Linked DNA regions of Homo sapiens: region 1 is linked to region 2. The links are chromatin loops, found by intact Hi-C in ENCODE. Cell type or tissue: gastrocnemius medialis. All regions are shown on one strand. Links, peaks and the distances in the headings refer to the core of each region. The heading gives the core; the rest is flanking DNA.

Region 1 (11,453 bases), core at 1-8,000, 100 kb after region 2:
CTCATTAATTGCAACAAGTGTTCTAGGATAATGTAAAAGGTTAATAATAGAGAAACAAGGATTAGTGTGGAGTATATGGGAACTCTCTATACTACCTTTGCAATTATTCTGTAAATCTAAAACTATCATAAAATTGTGTAAACCTGCGACTAGTCTAAAATAAAATCAAATTTAAAAACAAAGCCAAAAAAATGCATGCAAACAAAAAATTATATAATAATACATACGAACAAAAGATACACAATAGATGAGAGCAAATAATGTAGACAAAAATGAATGAATCAGTAATGGAATGACAAGCCTTACATGAGCCAATGAAGATAACCTTTCTGATCTGAGGTCCACAAAGGAAAGAAAGTAATACACTCCCCCACAAATCCCCTGCTATCAATGCTTCTTTCATGAATTGGGACCTACATTGTATTCTGTCTACCTGTGCTTCCTTCTTTTGAAAGCATAACTTTTTGAGCTAAGGCTTACTGCACTCTCTTTCTGCACTGAAGCCTAACAGCGTGATTTATATCAAGTAGAAAACTGGATAAATTATGTTTATCCCTGCATATCAAGAGCACTGTTAATGAGGTGCTTTAACAGAACAATTTGTAAGTATGTTGATGGATATTTAAGCACTGTCTTTATTGCTCTTAAATTGCTCTAATTTGTTATAGTTTTTGTGGTCCTTATGGTATTTGGAAAAAATATATTTATGAAAAGAAAAGAAGTTGCCACTTTTGAATCAATGAGATCTGGGTTCAAATCCAATGCGGACATTAGACCTAAGCAAATGACTTAATTTTTTGGTGTTTCAGTCCCTTATCTGTAAAAATTTTGATAATAATACTTGAGATAATGTATGTATTGTAACCCAAAATGGTGATTCATCCATGTTAGTGCTTAATTTTCCTTGACTCTTACATTGTTACCTTTAGATACTGAGATAAGTGATGCTATCCTACAGGGAAGTGGGAAAATTCTTGACTGAAATCACCCGCTTTGCTAGTTTCATGGATGTCGTCTGTGGTATTTGATTATCCTAGGTAAAGATTCTCTTCCACAGGGGCAATTTAGGAGACTGTGTGCTCACACTTTGTGAACCAGGAGATGAGGATACTAATCCTGGTTCTGCCACTCACTGTCTTTGTGACCTAAGAACACTCACTTCCTTTCTCCATGCCTCAGTTTCCCTATCTCTTAAATGTCATCCTGGTTGATCTCCAAGATGCCTTGTGAGGAAGCCATCTCAAGAACTTAAAATCAAAATTGTTCTTTACGTTTTCATGAATGCTTATTTGTGGGTGGGGGACTGTGCCCTTTGTTGAGATTTGGCTTCATGTTGATGGAAGTTGGGGTAGACATTTATAACTTTTAAATCTGTGCCTTTCCATCAAATGATCAGAAACCCAAACACATTATTGAGCCTATTCAAGCTAAAAGCATAGCTTCAAAGGTCCTTTCCAGTTCTAACATTCCACTTCTTATTGGAATATAAAATAATTTTTTGCAGAAGACCCCCAACATCACTGAACACAAAATTATAGGTAAAAGAGTCTTCTAACATAAGATAAAGGACTTCAGATGAGTATGAAGGCACAAACTAGAAGAGGAATGAAGTCCTCAAGATAAAGCCATTCTTAACGAGTTCTCAGAATGAATATTCCGTTGGCTTAAAATGAAGATTCAACTCTACTTAACTCCAGAAACTTCTATTGAACATCCACCATGAGCCAGAACTTATCCTCGGTCTTGGAGATACCAGGGAAGCATTTAAAGGCTTGAAGCAAGAGACTCACAAAATCAGATTTGCATTTTAGAAAGCTCACTTGGGGGAGTGAATTTCAGTGGGGAAAGAGGGAAGGCAGGGAGACCAGAGAGAAAGTTTAGGGATTTTACTGAAGAAGTTCAAGCAAAATACTGTGGTGGTCTATATGCAGGCAGTGCTGATGGAAGTGAAATGGATAGTTTGAAGAGATTTCCAAGAGGAAGACACACCCAAACTTCATGACTGGTTAGAAAAGATATGTGCAATGGGTTTACACTCGTACGTGTGTGTGAGCTTCCATGATCGAAAGGGTCAGGGGATGGAATGGAATGCAAACCATGAGATGCCTCCTAGAAGCTAGCCTTGTCCCTAGGCCTAGCTGAGGCTCAGGGGGTTTCCGTGAATCCTCCTCATAAATCTGTACAGGAGAAAAACAAGAGGCCAGACAAGAAGAAGCATGTCTGAGGTAAAAGGAAAAACATGTTTGGTCCTAATAGGGTTGTGGTGGAGGAAGAAAGGGGGAGGAACTGCTCTGCAGCAATCTGCCCTGAGGTAGGGACTGATCTGTGAGGCTGCCAGCATCTGCAGCAAGATGTTAATGGGGGTTATCAGCTGTCGCTGGAGCCCAGGCAGGGAATATGTTGGCAGCTGAAAGCTCTAGCACAGCCAAAATGTGTGTGTGTGTGTGTGTGTGTGTGTGTGTGTCCAAGAAGAAACACCAGCCTTATTGTCTCTAGACATCCTCAGAGAACAAATGGTCTTGGCGAGTCAAGCTCTGAATACCAGTTACACAAGACAGACACCTTTAATGGAGATCTGGCACTTCTCAGTGGGGACCGTTTGCATAAAACCATTTCATTCTTTCATCTCTGGCAGGAAGAGGTCCCTTTTATCTCGAAGAGAAGCTCTCTCCACAAATGAGATGACCCCACCCCAACCAGACACACACAGTCATGCACACAGTCAGTCCCAGAGGTCTTCTCTGTCTTGAAGGCCTGTCCAGCTTCATTTTTTTCCTTCCTCATCCACTTGCCAATTCATGTTTACACACCAGCACTTATATTTAAGCACATTTCTCTTGAGTGAAGATTCCCATAAATGTTGCTTTGTAAATGTGTCCAGGGCCAGATATCAAATGGTGGAGGCCCAGTGACATCTTTCAAAAGGTACTTTGGCATTTTACTCTGACACCATTGTAAGGGGGTCCAGGAATCAACTTGGTGTTCTGATGGCCTGGAAAATAATCCAACTTCTTCTAGAGGACGATAGTAACAGCATTAACTTTGCAGGTAGGTAGACTTGGGCTGAGCCTCAGGTTGGCCACTGACCATAAACCTGTGACTTAATATTTCTGCTTCAGTTTTCCCACCTGTAACATGGGAATAATAACTATGAGCAGGTACTACTATTATTCCCATTTCACAGATTGGGACCATTGAGACACAAAGAGTTAAACAATTGTTCCTAGATGAAGCAGCTAGTAACTAGCACAGCTTACATTTGAACTCATGCAGTCTGGGTCTTCCTGTTGATAACCATTATGCTACATTGCCTGCCATATTACACATAATTTCTTCTTTAATCCTCAAACAATTTCTGTTAATGGGATCTTGGACAAATTACTTAACTCTCTAAGCCTCAGTTGTCTCAACAGAAAATAGGATTTTGATACTGTAGACCTCAAAAGGATGTCATGGGGAATAACTGGGAAACCACGTCTGAGCAGTTGTGGGCATTGTAATAGAGCCTGTAGTCACTGCGGTGATAATACCGATCATGTTGTTAGCATCACAACGTCCATGGTACTTACAGTTATTTGTTTTAATATTTGTAATTTCCTTTAACTACATGTTCCCTGAGGACAGAAACTGTCCGTTATTTACCCTGTACCCACAGCACTTAACAACCTAACACAAATGGAACATACTCCGGGACATACTCTATTTTCAATGCTGTTTATTGATGAATCAGTAAATGCCTTTAATACTGTCTCTCTCTTGGATTGCTGTAAGGATTAAATGAGATAATGCATGTAAAACGGCTAGTACAATGTTAGGCTTGAGAATTCCATCCAATTAATGTTAGCTCTTTCCCTTTTGCAACAGAACACATTATTTGAGATAAACACACTGGAATCACATGGCCCAGAGAGTGAAAAACAGGACACCTGGACTCCTCGAGGAACAAAAACATCCCAGCTAGAACCAAGTACCATGAGACACAGGCACGTGAGCTGATGAGGAGCATAAGCTGGAACCCACCTTTGTGGGAGCACCACCAGGCATCACAGGCAACCATCCTGCAGGCACATTTGGAAATCTCAAGAGCAGGAAAGGGAAGGCACTCTTTGTACTGGTTGATTAAAGCTACTAATTAGGTCCATGCATGGTACAAACACTGGCAGTTCTTTCTTACTGGGGCAACAGGGAAGAGGTTGGCAGGGGTGAGCAAAACTACAGCCAATTCCTCTGTGAGCCAATGAGCACCTACAAAGGGAGGATTCGACCGAGTACATTTGGAAATAGAAATTGCCAACAATGTTCAGAAACTCTAAGTAAAAATATAATGGTCAGGTGGGCAAAAAAAATCTCCTTCTTCCTGCTTGAAGCTGCTCAGAAAATAATCAAAGTTGAGGCAACAGACAGTGGAAAAACATGGGCTTGGGCATCAGAGAGACTTCCCTTCCAGCCTTGGCTGATGCAAGTCAGCTATGACCTGATGCAAGTTGGCTAACACTTCAGAGATCTTTTTTCTCATATACAAAATAGAAAATACCCATTTCATACAGGCAAGAGAAGCTTAAATAAATAGACTCTACAAAGGGACCAGAAAATAATAGACTAGATCCCCTATCATCATCACCACCATCTAAAGGTAGCTGTCTTGATTATATGGCCCAGACCACCTGGAATCAGTGCATTCATATCATCCCTCTTAAGTGGCTCTGGTGGTTATATTATTGTGCGGTGCTATGAGTCACTGTCTATTAATATAACTTACCCAGGGCTTGTAACAGGACAGCTGGCAAATAAGGATTCATAGATGGAAGGAATCTGGGTCATCCTCAAATAAGATGAGCCACTCCATAAATAAATAACAGGGCACTGGCTGGGTTGGCTGGGGACTAGGGGAGATGAGGGGATGGTATGGACTCAGGAAGCTGGGAAAGCGCAAAGTCTGAGAAGAGGGAATGCGAAGAGTGGGGCGAGCTGAAGACCAGCACTGTCTGAGAATGCGTTAGAAATAACTGAATCATAGTGCATCACCCAATTTAGTGGTTCTCTCCCAGGGCTGCCCACCCAGACTGAATTATGGAAGGCCAAGCCATGGCAGAGGCAGCAGCCAATGGGAGGTAAGCTAATTCATAACTGACAGCCTTGGAATATCTCAGGAAGTGGAGCAGCAGATACCACAGGAGGTGGGAGGTGAGCCTAGGCTGAAAACAGGGGGCTGGCGGAGCATCTATATCATAGGAGCCTCAACAACATAGTCCCCCACATCACTTGGATACCCTGGATCCAGGAGAAGATAAGTGGGTCTCCTGTGAAACTGAACCCAGAGAATCTCTAGACTAGCCTTTCCAACCCTTGAAATAATCTTAAGGTCTCAAGGAACCTAAATATTTTATCTACAGCTCCTGGTATATTAGCATAACCAGTAACTTGTAGATATCATAGTCCAATAATAATTTGTCAATGCTCTTTTGAGCAGAGAATATCATCTGTCACTCTATTTTGCTTACCAAATAGCCTAATCTTTTTCTGTGGTTTCCCGCTCCCTATAAAGAATATCAACCCTAATGCAGGCCAAGTATGCAGGTAGAATAAACTTTCATCCCCCACATTCCTTTTTTTAACCTTCCTATTTAATTTTTAAGAAAACTTCTTTAACTAGGACTAAAGTCTTAAATATCTACTGTACAAGAGGTGAATGTTATGTAATACATAGCCTGTGCAAGAGTAGGTTTTTACCCCTTATTTAAAACCTTTTTTAAGCCAAACTTTACAGAGCAAAATAAGCAACTACACTTAACTTACATGTTTTGAAATTACTCATTCTTTCCTTTCTATTCATCTTTAAAATTCATAAAGAGAATGCAATACATTTCTGTTAAATAATTGGCTTAAGAAAAAATGGAATTTAATTTCTCTAAAGGTAGCTTGATATATTTTAAATAAAGGTTATACATTATATTGTGACATGTGTATTTACAACCTGAAAATGTATTGACACTTTGTTGAATAGTAAAGCTATTGAAATCACAAACTAAAGCAACGTGAATAAAAATATGGCCTAGGACAATTTATATAATTCTTAAAAAAATTTTTTCTTATTAACATAATTAGGCTAAACTTTAGGCAGGCTGTCTCAAAATAATTACAGACATGCGTTAGTTTCCTGCTTTCATATAGGCTTGTGTGTGTATTAACAATGTTATTCTGACATAAAAACTAACATTTACCTTTTTAATGTGAGATTTGTGCTTTTTTTTTTTCAGCACAATTACTCAACTCTTGGTTAAACTTGAAATAAGTACATAGAGATCTTATTTCCATCTTAAGTGAGAGAAGTTCTGTCCTTGCTCTTGGTGCATGTTAAACAAGGAAAAGCTTAATCACACATGTAGGAAGCTGAAAACTGCAGCAAAAATGCCCTTGCTTTTCTTTTAAGAGTATCTTTGGAAGGCAAGAGACTCTTCTTCACAGAACCCAGAACTTGAGGAGGGGCAGATCAATAAACCTCATCTTCAGCGTACAATCTGACTGTGCCTCACCAAATTCTTCCTCTTCTCTCACAGTCGAGAGTTCTCAGGCTGAGCAGAAGTTGGAGAAAGAGGATCCCTCACTCCATCATACACGTGTGTCAAAAGGGAGGGAAAATACTCTTCACTTTGGTACTGCAGATCTTCTAGGTGGTTTATAATAAGACGAGGCTTGTAGATATCCTTCCTCTAGCAGCAATAAAAATATGTCAAGATTTCCTTTTGCAACATCATTTTTTCCAAGAATCTTGTCACTTGAAGTCAAAACATTCTTTCTAATCCTTTGCACGGACTTGTTTCCCTGATGCACGTGATGAAAAATGTCTTCTAGGTAGGCTAATCTGTGCAGTCATTCTTCACCTTCAAAAGTCTCAGCAATTCTTGCTATTTTCTTGAAAGTACCCCTTCAGTTCACCTGTCAGCTTTACTACCTGTTGATAACCTTCCCTCTTCTAAGCCACTAAATTTCTTTATGTAGCAGGAGACTGTACGTGATTTTTGTTCAGGCTTCCATAATGTTTTAAACATTCTTGAGTAAATTGGTCTTTGCTTTTTAAGCTAACCATTTTTGTACCATTATCTGGATTCATATCATCTCCAAGAGTTTTTGCCTTTAGCATCTCTCTGTAAAAAGGAGTGTGTTGTGATAGTGGCAGGGTTTTTTTTTTTTTCCTTACAAGAGAGGTTAAACTTTTCATGGAGCCAATCACCAAAGAGCCACCAGCAATACACAGTTCCTCAAAGACAGACTTTGTGTCTCTAGATATAAAGATAAGACACTCACTATAGATGGCTTTTACTTGTTTGGGGCAAATTTTTTTTGGTAACAGAAAAGGTTTCTTTAATAACACCATCATTTACAAATCGTACAAATACCACGATTTGTACAAATACCAAATAAATCATGGCATTTATTGATGAAATCCATTGATTCATCAGACAAAATAGAGAAGCGATTGTTTTTCAGCTGATTACACAAACCTCGTCATCATCACCTGCCACATCATCAATATGTTGACTAATCAAATGGCTTCAAAGTGGAAACTTTTCAATTTCTCCTCCTACATTTTGTTCTATCATTTTATTCATTTTAATTTTACTAGCATTATTAGGTTTTCACTCACTGTGTGAATTATTTTGGGGGGGAGCAATAAGTTATCCTGCTAAGTAACTTGCTTCCTTAACCTGAATGTGATGTTTTAGCTAAGGGTTTACCCTGTTTGCTTTCATATTCCAGTAGCCATTTAAAATCCTCAGCCCTGTCCTTGTCTAATGGCTGTCATTTGTAGTTCAAAGTCACATTTCGCTGAAGCTATTGCTGCAGTTGTGAGTTGTTTACCACAGGCACTGCAGAGTGGGATAGGCCAGCCTGGATTCCCCAGCCATGTAAACCCATTGATGAGTAGCTTTCATTGAAAAGAAGAGATTTTATTGTGTGCCACTTGTGGCAGTGATACAGAGAAATGACTCCAAAGATTGTAATTCTTTGCTACCAACCTTAACAGAATTGTCCATACACATAGGACTAGAAAAGTTCACATGGAAAAACAGTTGGGGAAATAGTAAAGAAGGAATACTTCAAGGGAAACTAACCCTATCAGACATTGAAATATAAGTAAAACAATGTAGTACTAACACGTGAATTGCCAAATAGACCAACTGAATAGAACTGAAAACCAAAAATTAGACCCAAGTACCAATGGAAAATGAGTATATGATAAATGTAGCCTCTCGAATTGCTGGTGCAAAAATAGGCTTTTTAGTAAATAGTGCTGAACAACTAAGTCAACAAGAAGTTGGACTTACAGAAGCAAGAGACCTTTGGAAGAAGACCTCCATGGAGCTAGGAAAAGAGATTGCCACTTGGCTGGTGCTGATACCTCTGAAACACTGGTGCCAAAGGAAGTTGGAGGCCGAAACCAACTGCTAGTGTGATTCTGGTAGGAACAGCAAGAAAGAGAAAGAAGTCCTTTTCCCCTTCCTTCTACTTTCCATCTCCTTTCACGAAGCCAGCTGAGAAGAAAGAAAACGTAGTTTGCAGAGTCCCAGCACAGCATCACAGAGCAGAGTATAAGAAGGTGGGTTTGGAGCTGAGCTTAATAGCTGGCATAAGTGTAAAACATTGAGTATTTCCTTAGTTAGCGTGCATTCTCCCATAACTATGCTGAGAAAGGAGTCAGAGCAAATGAAGACTTAGGCTTAGACAAGAGCACTAAATCTTCATCTTCCTTAATAGGAAGTCCAGATAATACCCAAAAGAGATCAGTCAAGAACAGCAGTATAAACATAATACTTAGAAAAACAAGGTGAAACAGCTAAAAATTTAAAAAAGTTTAGGGAAAGAGGCTCGAGCAGAGGAGAGTGGAGAAAAGGTTTGCTTTGATTCATTAAGAGATTTGTAACATTACTTAGCTTTTTAAATTATGAATATATGTTTGACTTACATTTCTGAAAGTTAAAATTTAAATAAGAACATTTTGGTGAAGAGAAAAAGACTGTAACTCTAGGGTGGCATTTGTTGCTTGGAAAAATAAATTCAATATTATAAGGTAACTTTACCATTGGAAAATGAAAGAAGAAACTACCATTTTGATAATACAAACTCCCAAAAGTAAAAATGGAAAATTATTTTAGTTATTGAATTATATGAGAGATGGAAAAGTAATTAGAATTTAAATTGTGGGCTCCATGAGGGCAGGCTGAGTGTTCAAGCCATCCATTATACCCATATTTTATGAACTACTCAATGAAAAAAAGATTGAACAGAAGAGTTCACAACAGACATGGCAGCCTGTATTAGTTCCTTCTCACGCTGCTAATAAAGAAATACCTAAGACCGGGTAATTTATAAAGAAAAAGAGGTTTAATGGACTCACAGTTCCACATAGCTGGGGAGGACTCAAAATCATGCTGGAAGGCAAAGGAGGAGCAAAAGCACATCTTACATGGTGGCAGGCAAGAGAGCATGTGCAGGGCAACTGCCCTTTATAAAACCATCAGATCTCCTGAGATTTATTCACTATCACGAGAACAGCATGGGAAAAACTCACCCCCACGATTCAGCTACTTCCCATTGGGTCCATCCTATGACATGTGGGGATTATGGGAGCTACAGTTCAAGATGAGATTTGAATGGGGACACAGCCAAACCATATCACAGATGGCACAGCTGCACAAATCTCAAAGAATCCTGAGGGCTTACTACATACGAATAACATCCATCCTGTGCTCAAGTTGCTAGTTTCAGACAGGTGACCAGATAATTATAGTGTCATGTGGTTAGGACTATTTCAATAATGAGAAGTAAAAAACATATGGATATTAGAAGGTGGACACTATCACTCTGCCCGACAGTAGCTGAAGTTGACCTCGAGGGTTGAGGGGCCATGGTTGTTCTGAGTCTTGAAGGATAAGTAAGAGTTTACCAGGTAAAGAACACAGTGGGAAGAGAGTGGAAGAGGACACAGAGAGGTGACAGGCCTTGATGTGTCCACAGGAGAGCCAAACATCCCGTGGGGATGGAACAGATGGTGTTGGGAGGTATGTGGTGGGTGGTGAGACAAGGGAGAGAGGAGGACTTCCAGGCTGTGCTCACTGGAGCTTAACCTTTAGACACTGGGGAGCAATCAGAAGGAAAGAGTCCCTTAGACTTGATTTTTAAGGAAGGTCATTCTGGTAGCACTGTGGAGGAGGAATCCAAATAGCAAAAGAGAATAAACACAAGACTCCAGGTAAAACAACAAGAATACCAACAACAGTAAGAGAAGCTAATGTGTGTTCAATAACTTACGACGTGCTCTGCTCTATGATAAGGCTTGGCCTACATTGTCTCATTTCATCCTGAATATTACTCTGTGAAGTGGGAATTTTTTATCCCAATGGCACAGACAGGGATGCTGAGAAATGAGAGACTGGGCTTTTATGTAAGAAGAAAAGTATTCCTTAACCAGGAAGCTTCCGATATGTTTTCTGCCTGGGCAGGAACCATCAGCACGTGGAGCTGGCCTGATGCCACCAGGTGTGATCACCTGGCAGAACAGGAAGCGTTTGGTCAGGAATGAGGGCAGTTCCTGACAAGTGCAGAATGACATTTGAGAAAGAAGTAGGGTTAATGCCTAAATATGGTTATTAAAGGCAAGTTCAGGAACATGATGTCAAAAGACATCCTACCAGTCTCCTGACATCCAGGCCTCCCAAAGTCCAGTCCACTCTAGCTCTGGGTGACTTCCTGTCTCCACAAAGAGTTCCCAATCATGCCTCGCTGACAGTAAGTTACCATTTATTACTCAGGGCTGATACATAGCATACAACATGTTCCGTAAATGTTATTTTCTTTTGCCTACTCTTCACTGGAATTTCCCCCACATAACCATGCTCTTATTTAATAAACCCACCATTTCTTTCCAAACAAGTGCCTCCTTCCAATTTCAATAATGTCTTCGTCCATCCACACATTGGCTAAGTGAGAAGTCTCGGTGTCATTGTTAACTCTTCCTCTTCTCCTTCTCCACACATAGTCACTAAGTTCTATCATGACCCTAATTCCCAAGGCTTTTCCTATCATTCTCTCCTCTCATCTAACCACCTCTCAATTATCCAAAAAGCCTCTTTATGGTCATCCAACCACTAGTTTTGTGCATGTTGAGATAGCCCCTCATAGCCTCTATTAGGGGTTGAATTGTGTCTCCCAAAAGATGTTGAAGTCCTAACCCCTAGTACCTTTGAATGTGACCTTATTTAGAAATCAGATTTTTGCAGGCGATCAAGTTAAGATGAGGTCATTAGGGTGGATCCTAATCCAGTATGACTGAATCTTTATGCAAAGGGGCTGTTTGGACATAGATAGACATGAACAAAGGAAGGAACTGTGTGAATATGAAGGCTAAGATTGGGTGATTTGCCTACAAGCCAAAGAAAGCCAAAGATTACCAT
Region 2 (11,573 bases), core at 1,663-9,662:
TAAAGCACAGCTGTTGCAGTCCAGCAGCCCCAAACAGACCCCGCTCTGCTGAGTCCACTAGTCACCTGCAGACATCTGAGAGCTTGCCAAGATCAGCCAATCACCAGATAACCCACAGACACATAATAATAAGTGACTGTCATTTTAAGCTATTGGGTTTTGGGGTTATTTGTCACATGGCAATTGCTCATTGAAACACTGCCAATGACAGATACCTGGAGGAGTCAAAGGATTCATCTCTCTCTGGAATAAACTTGATGTTAAAAGAAGAAATTTTTTAAAATGACTTATACTTTGTTCTTATTACCGAAAATTAATTATTCATAGAACACTTAGAAAATATAAATAAGAAAAAGAGAAGAAAATAAAAATCAGCCAACATCTTTTTCCCAAGAAAATTGACATCCATGAATGTTTTGGTTTTTCATATTACCTCAAAAACAAATGGATTCATAACTTCCATGTTTAAAAATAATATCAATTAATCAAAAAGTAAAACATTAGTAAATTTGAGCAAACAAAAATGTAATATGTCTGCATGTTTGAAGGAAATACTAGAAAACAAAGAGCAAGAAAAGTGCAGGCATATTTGTAACACATATGACAAAGTGTTGCTGTCTTTGGAGCCTGAAGAGTTCCTATACATTGATAAGAAGAATGTCTGATCCTAAAGCTAGATAGCCAAGGACCCATGCAAAACTGACTGAAAGAGAAGTACAACCAAGAAACATTATGTGAGAAAACGTTCAGCCTTATCATCAAACAAGGAATGCAAATTAAAGTGACATTAAAATATTACTTTACTTTTGACATTACAAAACAACATTTAAATCATGCTTAGGGGGAAAGGTGGTTGAGTACAATAAATATAAACACGATTGGTAAAATGGTAAATATGCAACCCATTCAGGAAATAAATATGGCAATTTGGTTTTTACATTTAATATTAAGTAAAAAAAACCCCACTAAATTATCTACATAAAGTAGCTTATGTACAGTAAAAATCTTGAAATAAATAACATCAAAATGCTTATAAAAGTTTGTTTAGTTTTGCATGATTGCAACTATGAACTGCTTTGTAGTTTGTTTTCATCTTTTTCTTAAGCCCAAATTTTCTTAAGAAAAATACTCAAGAAATGTTATCTTTAAGCCATGAAACCTCTAAGCATATACTTCATATTAACCTTTTGAGTGTGGACCTGGGTAGCATGGCTCTTAATGCTATGGTCAGTAAAAGTCAAGGTTTGCTGGCAAACCCCTCCCTAGACAGTGCTTGCATCATGTCACACAATGGTACCTGGAAATTAAATTACTTTCCTAAAATGTATTCTCCCACTCTGCCCCCTGGATTTGGTCCTCAGCTGTTTGCTCCTTGTCCTGGCAAGCGTTCAGCAGAGCCTAAGATGGGGATTCTTGTGAAAAACATTTATTGAGGAACTGCTCTTGTGAGGAAGGGATGAGGGAAGCAAGGCAAGGCAGGGGAAGGAAGCTAAGGGAAGATGGGCTCCTGACTGAAGATTGGCTTCAGGCTGGTCCCCCAGGAGCTTGGAAGCATGATCTCCAGCATTGCAACTCTGGGCCCAGCTTGCATTATTCTGGCGGTCCTTCAGTGGTAGGCATCCCCTATCTGATCAAGGTCCAGTCTCCAGAGAAGGAGATAGCTGAGGTGTGCTAGCAGCCTCATGCACACCCACAGAAGGGAAGGGAAAGGGGACCTGGGGGAACACCAACCTCAACACTGCAGCACCTCCCTCCAATATTCCCTGTGGCCTAGGCATCACTGACCTTGGCCTTCTTGGATCTGGACCACATTCAGGGATGCACTCTTTTTCTTTCTTTCTTGGCTCTTCATCATCTTCTGCCCACTTCCCTCTGACCCAAAGTATGATAGTGAGGACATCTTACAAGAATGCAGGCATAGACAAAACCAGGACTACATGGTTCAGCAATTGAGCACATGCAATTCGTTTGAAGATGTGGACTGTGTTCACCACAGAGAGGCCCAGACCAGAGGGATGTGGTGGGATGGGTCATGAGCCTTAACGCAGTCTGAGTGTCCTCACTTATACTTGAGCTTAATGCAAGGGTCTCTAAAGGCTGCCATCCCCAAACCTGCTACCATCTCACCAGGAAAGTGACAGCAGCTACACTGGCTAAATAGAATAGGTAAATGTTATTTGCAAAAGCATGCAAAGACTAGAAAAGAGCTGGTGAGTTAGATATCTGAGTTCTCTAGCCATCTATCATCTCTCCCAAGTGCCACCATCTAATGATCTGTGAATATTTACTGAGGACAGAAAGGAGAGGGGGAAAGGAGAATGTTCTAAGTCAATCAGTCATGAATGAAGATGAAGCCATGGATGCACACTGCGTGTTCTACAAACTTTGCCTGGGGGCAAGGAGCATCCAGTCAACAGGAGATATCATTTTTGGAATCTCCTTAGAGTTTAGAATTTATCCTGCAATTAACTGGAAACTTCTGATGATGTAGACAGGACCATGTGAGATAGAGCACTAGAAGCCACAGTACAGGTATGTTCTTAGGAATGTGTTTGCCAAATTTAAAAAATCCAAACATTTTAAACTTATGCCTTAGCCTGTCAATAGAGGCCCTTCAATATCTGATGCCAGATTACCTTTCTACCTCCTTACCCATCATGTTCTGCTCCCTGACTCTAACTCCAGGTATACTGTTTCTTCTGCCCTGAAAGAGTTCCCTATTCATCATAAATTCCTTCTCATCTGAAAACCCTGATAAAAAGCACATCTACAAAAATCAAACACCCCATTTCTTGATCCTTTAACTGCAGTAGTATAACTCATTTTACATTGTATTCATTGATCTTGTTAGGAAAATATCTCCCCCATTAGATTGGAAGCCATGAGAGTTGTCTTATTTATATTTGGATTCTCAACTGGCAGTATATATTTATTAAATAAATGAATGAATACATGAAATGAAAAATTGTTTTCCTTCTATAACGCCTCTTCCAGAAAATTCTTTCGTTCTGTTTTATACCTTGCCCTGCCACATGCATACATCGTGTGCCCTTTCGCTGTTGTGTCTTCCTTTCTCTGGGTTCCAATGTGCTGAATCTACCTGATATTTTTAGTCTTGAATTCTAAAGTCTAGCTACTGCTTGACTTGCCAGGTGAGCCCAGTGGGAATGCTATTCACGAGGGTTTTTGCTGGGCTATAGGGCACTAGACCTGCAGTTCTCCAGGCAGAGTTTCTGTAATCATGGCAATGATGCAATTACTGGTATCATTAATAATATTCATAATGTTTGGTGAATCCTTTATGACTCGCATTGTGCTAGGTGCTCCACATGTATTTTCTCATTTAATAACTCTAGATAACACTCTAGAAGTAGTGTTATCATTATCCCTATTTTCCAGATAGGTTTTGATAGGTTTGGTAACTTGCCCAAGGTCAAAAGCCTAGGCCAAAAAAAGCAGAAGCTAGTCAAATAACAGAGCAAAACTTTGAATCCAAATCCAAAAGACAGTAGCACTCAAATCTTTAACCACTTCCAGTCCCTGTAACCATCACTGACATGTTCAAAAAGCTTCCCAGATATCACCATGATGATGGTGCTTAACATAAGTTATTGCATTTAACCCTTCGAGGAAGCACAATAGGACAGAGAGGCTGAATTGTGGTGCAGGTGGCAGCCAAAGGGGGAAGCTGGAGAAATGGAGTTGAGTGTCAGGTACAGGGGGACACCTTGGACCACCAGAGGATGGTATAACTGCAGGACCCGAGGCTAAGAAGCTTGGAACAGGCTGGGATATGAGACATAGGATGAGTTGGGGTGAGTAGTTTGGGATTAGATCAAGACAACTCCAAGAGTGTTGGAACCCACCTTCATGTATTATTGGGTGTGTGTGGAAGGAAGATGGATAAATTCAAAGAGCCAGGCTGCACCAGCACTACAGGAACATCTCTTGCCAAATCCACTTGTCATGTTCTTTCCTTTCCAGGCTTGATGCATAGTACACACCCTCACTGTAAATTCTTCCCTTACACAAGACCTGCATGGAAGGGGCGTGGGGGTAGAGCAGATCCAACACTGACTTGGGGTTCAGAAGGCCCTAAGTTCTTTCCTGGCTCAGTGCCCTGCCAGCTGTGGCATCTTTGAAAATAAACTCTCTGAACCCTGATTCCTTCTGTTGTCAGTGGAGAAAATGATACCTACTGCATAGGTTGGTTAAGGGACTGAATGAGGTACCTTATAGGAAGCATTTAGCAAAATCTGCACACAGTAGGCATTAATAAGTGTTAACCCCCTTCTCCAACTATCCTTCTATAACTCCCTTCTTAATTTTGTCATCCAGTTGTTTCATGTACTGGGTTTTACGTCTCCAACTAAGTGGTGAATTCCTTCAGGGCAAGGGTTATGTCTTTTACTGTCTTGGTTTCTTCATTCAGTCATTCAACATGTACAATTTACTTGCAGTTGATATTATGGCTTTGAGCACTTGGGAGAAAAAATGAATACAAATGGTTGTTTTTCTTTAAAAAAAAGATCCTGCACGGGCAATCTATGTGTGAGGCTATGTCAAATTCAGTATATACATCAGGAAAAAAATGTTGCCTGGTAAAGGCCAATAAGCATGTGACATTGTCAGACGCTGGGTCAGCACACTGAATAGTTCAAAGGAGTTATTCCCAGAAGATTTCTCACTTCCTTCCCTCAGTTATTGAATACATTGCCTTAACCTCTACCCTTAGCATCAATCATCTTTGCTTTTTACACATTTTAGAGTAATAAATAGTTCAATCAGTTTCATATATTGGCTTCTCATGTTTTAAAATTTAAAAAATGTTTTCCAATTACAAAGGCAATTCATGTTCACTTATGAAAACATTTTAATAAAAAATGAGAAAAAAAGAAGATGTGTTGAAAATCATTTCTAATTTCACCATCTAGGGGTACCCATTGCTAATATTTTGATAGAAATCCTTCAGATTTTTATAATATGTGTGGAGATATATTATAAATGCTTAATAGAATTACTATATGTAATGTCAGTCTTTCATCATTCTAATTTCCACTTTGGATTTCATCCATCTCTATTTGTTTATCTGAAAACAAAGAGAAGAAGAATGTTTCTATTAAAGTGAAGCCCAGGATGGCAGTGTTTATGTGACTTGAGTTCTTGGCTAAAGCTGTGTTAGCAAGTGTACATCCTGTGTACAGAGAGGAAGGTGTGTGTGGACTTTAAACCATTCCCCAGGTATGGTTCCATGGCTTTTCCAGCCTAGCTCATTCTTATTTCTTTCTCCCTCTTGTCCTCACTCTTGGCAGTTTCTTCTCTGGTGGCCTGCTAAGAGTTACAAGTTCATTAGCAGCATCAACTCAAAGAGAGATCAAATCTGTGGAGACCCTTGCTCTTTGAGCACCTTGCCTGCAGCCCTTAAGCTGACATGCACTGCAGATGGCCCGAGCTGGGTGGAGGGCATACTGTACAGAAGGAGGATACAAGCCAAGGACATTGTGTTCTGTCTCTAATCAAACCCCATTAAGTGGCAAATTCCTCTATTCAAAAGTTTTCATAGGATGGTACTTTCAAAAGAACTCCAGCTGGTTAAACTTAGGGCCTGAAATAAATCCAGTCTAATAATTCGATCTGGCTCTGGGCCTGCCACATCCTTTCGATGGAAGAACTCAATGCATTTTCATTCATTAGGGGCCTCCTCTCAATGTTGACTCAGAGGTAGGCCACAAAATTCTTTGCTTGTGTTGGCCTTGAGAGGACTGGGTCACTTAATGAAACAAGTAGCTTCCAGTGTGTCCCTGGCTGTTAACGCAACCTCCTCATGCTTGCTGGTGCATTTTCAGAGCTTGATTGTGCAAGAAATATTGCTATTTTTGTAAATGGTTTGGCCTCTGCAGTCATTAACCTGGCATTTCTCCCCCGTGGAGGGGAAACATCATGTGTCCATTGATTCCTTCTTTTGTTTGTAAGCTGTTTGCAAAAGAAAGCCCTCAAAAAAAGTCCTTTCTCCCTGCATCTTGTCATTAGTACCAACATGGAATTTCTTCTAGTTACTTTTATCAACTTACTAAGTAATATTTTTCAGAATATTTAGCAGTATTTTCCTGGTTCTTTCAAGTCTCTTGGCTGCTGGAGTACATCGCTAGTCCTTGATCCTTTTATTGCTTAGTTCCATTCACAATTACAAGTCAGCAAATGTTTCAGAAATGCCTTCAGTGGGCAGAGACTCTGCCAGGTACTTGGGGTGAAGGGAGGTAGAAAGAAATTTCCAATTTCACAGATTAAAAAGTTGACCACACCAAGCCCTTCCTCCACTCCTCTAGGCTGAATCCTTGGCCCCCTCCTACACTTGTACCTTGATTATGATCCTTAGTGATCTCCTTCTAGGAGCTGGGTATGGCAGGCTTTCCATGTAGTAATCTCAAGCCTCCCAACTTAACAGCAAAATAGTACATTTTGATGCCATGATTACATACAGAGGGCCCAGACTAAAAATGGATAGGTTCAAATCCAAGCTCTACAATGTTTCCCAGTTACATAAATTTGTTGTGCCGCAGTTAACCCCTTTGGAAACTATAATAGCCCCTTCCTCACAGGGGCATTGTGAGGATTAAATGACATAAGGAATGTCAGGCCTCAGTGCACTTGGGACACCTAGAAGACTCATCATCAATTTTGCTATTTATTGTTGTTGTTGTTAGTGATGTGTTAAAACAGGAAAATTTAATGAATGTTTGGGATTGCAGAGCAGGAAGGTGGCTGGCCACTCCCCCAGCCCCAGAAGGCCCTGGAAGCTGGCTGGGGATAGAATTAAGAACACAGCTGAAATTAAAACCAACGGTCCCTTTTCTGCCCTCATGTCCCCCGGCTTTCTCTCAGTTTCTTGTCATTTTCCTGAAACCTCAATGGCCTGGAAAATGAGACCACGAAGGAGATCAGGGTGAGGAAGAGGGAGAGGCCACAAGGACCCCAAGTTGGAGGGAGAATGTTAATAGAAATGGTCTCTGCAGGTTGAGTCCGTCAAGCTCGGTGTGTTTGTATTAACTCCATGAATGCTTCTAAGTCAGCTTGCCATACAATTGCTAGCCTGCTCTATTAGAAGGGGGCTTTCCTGATGTTGACTTCAATTCTCTAGGCCATAGAAGTCAGGAAAGCTAAAAATGGAAACTGGCCAATCATTCATCCCCCAGGGCTGGGACCTCAGCGCTTTCTCGTCGGCTCTTCCTCTTTCACAGGGAACCACAAGGAGAAAAATCTAATCAGATTGCTGCATTCCAAAATTTGCTCAGGAGCGATAAAAATAAACTCCAAGCATCCACATATTTGATCAATTTACTTTTATCCTTTAATCGAATAAGCCTCAGCCCTGCAATCAGGAAGAAAAACATTTCGCTAAGCATTTCATTTCTCCAGTGATTCATCTAGCAGTGGTCTCAAAGTTGACAGGATGAGAATAAGGTATTTAATGCTGAAATAATTTTTATGACCACATCACAAGAGGCTGGAATGGCTTTTAAGGTACATCATATTTTAATCACAAGCACACATACAACATACATTGCTCAAAAACTTTGGAAAAGATTGAATTGGAATACCAGAATCATAATATCATTATCAAGAAAAGGAGGGCTGGCTTTTTTTTTTTTTTTCAGTCTATAATTCCTTCTGTGTTTTTGGTTGGCCTGACAGACTTGGAAGAAAACTGTTTTAGAAAGAAAGTAACAAAAAGTACATCCAAAAGGAGGTTTCAAATCAGCAGATGCCCACACATGTTAAAATTGGCAATCTCGCTGTTTTGTGTACTCATGAGCTGGAGGGAAGGCCTCCTTCGAAGCATCAGAAAGATACCCAGAAGGCAGAGACATCTGCAGAAGGCTGGGACATTTCAGGGACCAGACACATAGCCACTGTCTCCCGCTAGCCTGTTCCAGGCTCCATACCCCTATTTTCAGTGGAAGGAGGGAAATAAAACTGTCACTGTGGCATCTACTGCTAAGGCTCAGGTCACCCTCTTTTTAAAAGCTGCCACTTAGGTCCAGGGACCCAGGAAGAACAAGGCAAAAAGAAGTGGGTAAGAGAAGAAGGAAAGGTACTAAGAGTGGGAAGGCTAATAAGAGTTGTTGGTAGTCGGTTTTTTTGTTTTTTTGTTTTTTTGTTTTTGTTTTTGTTTTTTGTTTGTTTGTTTTGTTTTTTGAGACAGTCTTGCTCTGATCGTGCACCATGATCTCAGCTCACTACAACCTCCGCCTCCTGATTTCAAGCAATTGTCATGCTTCAGCCTCCTGAGTAGCTGGGACTACAGGCGCCCGCCACCACACCCAGTTAATTTTTGTATTTTTAGTAGAGACGGTGTTTTACCATGTTCACCAGGTGGATGGATTGCTTGAGGCTATTAAGAGTTTTGGAGACAGGATGATGTGGTGGGAAAACCAAACCACAAGAGCAAAAGAGAGAGAAGAGGGAGGTCCCAAGCTTTGGAACTAGAGAAACTTGGGCTCAAATCCTAAATCTGCTATTTCTCTTGGTGTGATCTTGAATCAGTTACTTAACCTGTCTGAGTTTCTGCTTCACAATTGAATAACAAGGGAATCACATCTAATGTACTAGCTTATCATGAGCATTAGTGAAAGCTCTTAGGACAGTACCTGAAATATAATAAGTACATAATAGTTTTCATATTTCTTCTTGCCCTTCAACCCCTTCAAAGGTAAGGAAACAGAATAGAGTGTGTCACTCAATTAAAATATTGTCCCTCATCTCTGAAACCCCTCCGTGGTTCACCACTGTCTACAAAATGGAGTGCCAACTTCCTGGCAAAGCCTGCCAGCTGCACAATCGCACAATCTGGCTCCAGGCTGGTATAATTAGATACCTCCCCTCCTGCACGCATCTGGGTACCTTACACCCCATTCACCACCAGACCATTTTGTTCTCTCACTTCTTTGCTCTTACTTATGTTGGTTTCAGCTTGGGATTCCAAACTCTACTTATTTGCTCATGGAAATCCTACATTCTGTCTGCCTTCCCTTCTCCTTTATTGAGCAACCACAGTATGCCAGCACTGTGCTGGGAGGCAGAAACGAAGAGAAACACGACTGGGCTTGATCTGAGAGACTTTTCAAAGACTAGTTTTAATATGATCAAGGGAACAATGAAATCTGCTGGAAGAATGTGGAGGGTATGGAGAACGGACACAAAAAGGAGGTAGCAATTGAGCTGGGCTATGAAGGTTTTGTAGAAGTCTTTTCAGAAGGGAGAAGGCAGAGGGGCAGTGGTAGCAAAGACAATGAAAATGACAATATTTTGAGGGAGTGAAATCCTAAATTATGCTCTGTAGCTGGAGGAAAATCGAGTGGGGAAGAACCAACAGGAGGGAATGGCTGGGAGGTGGTACAGGTGGTGTGTGTTAGTCCATTTTTGCATTGCCTTATAGGAATAGCTGAGGCTGGGTAATGTATAAAGAAAAGAGGCTTAATTGGCTTAGGGTTCTGCAGGGTTTTTAAAACGTGTGGTGCCAGCATCTGCTCGGCTTCTGGGGAGGCCTCAGTCAGGAAATTTCCAATCATGGCAGAAGTCGAAGTGGGAGCAGGAAGGTCATATGGGGAGAGCTGGAGCAAGAGAGAAGGAGTAAGAGAGAGAAGGGGAAGGTTCCCAGACTCCTTTAAACAACCAGATCTTGCATGAACTAATGGAGCAATAACTAAATTGTGAGCAGGGGAATGATACTAGACCATTCATGAGGGATTTGCTTCCATGATCAAATCACCTACACCCAGGCACCACCTCCCAACACTGGGAAGCACGTTGCAACAGGAAATTTGGAGGGGCCAAACATCCTAAACCATATTGTGGTGCACACAACCCTAAGCTGGCGACATGCACTATCTTATGACATGCACCACAAGCTCTGCCCACCACTTCACAGCTGTTTATCCCTGAGCAGTTCCTTCACCTTTTTATGCTTCAGTTTGTTCTTCTATAAAGTGGAGGTAAAACTAGCTCCTAGCCATGAGAACATGTGAGGATAAGATGAGGTGATCCCTGTAATATTCCTTCCCGCAGAAACTCTGACAACATAGGAAGTGCTGAGCACGCGTTAGTGATTCATTTTTTAAAAAGTCTAACTAAAATGCCAGCTCTTCTGTTCAAATTTCCCTGACATCCTGAGTTAACACTCACTCCTTTGTCCTTTGTGCTTTCGTGGCACTTTTGTAAACCTCTGGTTAGCACTTGTTTTACAGCCTTTTGCATCACAGCGTATTTGTTTTTCTACTTCTCTATCTGACAAATGAAACCCTGTGTCTTATTCATTCATCTGTGGCATTCCCTACTTTGAAAGCACAATACTTTGACTATGGTGGTTAATTACTCAACTATTGTTGAAGGAATGAATAAACCCCTTATTAAACAGTTTATGATGATTTAATTTTAAGAAATATTAGAGCTAACAAAATATCCTCCAAACCAGTATCTTTCAAACTGTTTTATCAACCCCCAGTAAGACAGGCATTTTACATCAAGACCAGGTGTGTGTGTGTGTGTGTGTGTATATACATTTATGTAAATACACACACACACATATATGTATATATATATATATAAATGTTTGTAGTTAAACCACTGCTCAATGAAATAAAAGAGGATACAAACAAATGGAAGAACATTCCATGCTCAAGGGTAGGAAGAATCAATATCATGAAAATGGCCATACTGCCCAAGGTAATTTATAGATTCAATGCCATCCCCATCAAGATACCAATGACTTTCTTCAAAGAATTGGAAAAAACTACTTTAAAGTTCATATGGAACCAAAAAGGAGCCCGCATTGCCAAGTCAATCCTAAGCCAAAAGAACAAAGCTGGAGGCATCACGTTACCTCACTTCAAACTATACTACAAGACTACAGTAACCAAAACAGCATGGTACTGGTACCAAAACAGAGATGTAGACCAATGGAACGGAACAGAGCCCTCAAAAATAATGCCACATATCTACAACTATCTGATCTTTGAAAAATCTGACAAAAACAAGAAATGGGGAAAGGATTCCCTATTTAATAAATGGTGCTGGGAAAACTGGCTAGCCATATGTAGAAAGCTGAAACTGGATGCCTTCCTTACACCTTATACAAAATTAATTCAAGATGGATTAAAGACTTAAATCTTAGACCTAAAACCATAAAAACCCTAGAAGAATACCTAGGCAATACCATTCAGGACATAGGCATGGGCAAGGACTTCATGTCTAAAACACCAAAAGCCATGGCAACAAAAGCCAAAATACACAAATGGGATCTAATTAAACTAAAGAGCTTCTGCACAGCAAAAGAAACTACCATCAGAGTGAACAGGCAACCTACAGAATGGGAGAAAATTTTCGCAATCTGCTCATCTGACAAAGGGCTAATATCCAGAATCTACAAAGAATTCAAACAGATTTACAAGAAAAAAACAAACAACCCCATCAAAAATTGGGCGAAGGATATGAACAGACACTTCTCAAAAGAAGACATTTATGTAGCCAAAAGACACATGAAAAAATGCTCATCATCACTGGCCATCAGAGAAATG

The links. A loop is a pair of places that touch in the nucleus more often than their neighbours do. Peaks named below come from ENCODE experiments on the same cell type or tissue, not always from the same donor. Only the 100,000 strongest peaks of a DNase experiment are listed, where the experiment ranks them.
Region 1: it touches region 2 in a loop (6-fold over the local background); 3 of 110 quality-filtered maps call a loop at or near these places.

The regions. Positions count from the first base shown.
Region 1 is chr12:105,918,068-105,929,520 of GRCh38, forward strand. No RefSeq gene overlaps it. Among named protein-coding and RNA genes, the nearest start is that of NUAK1, 220 kb to the right of the region's middle. In gastrocnemius medialis, for the core only: no CTCF peak of the experiment used is centred there; DNase peaks (open chromatin) are centred at 4,004, 4,434 and 4,836; H3K27ac peaks cover 3,753 bases.
Region 2 is chr12:105,815,133-105,826,705 of GRCh38, forward strand. No RefSeq gene overlaps it. Among named protein-coding and RNA genes, the nearest start is that of CASC18, 120 kb to the left of the region's middle. In gastrocnemius medialis, for the core only: no CTCF peak of the experiment used is centred there; a DNase peak (open chromatin) is centred at 5,829; H3K27ac peaks cover 2,240 bases.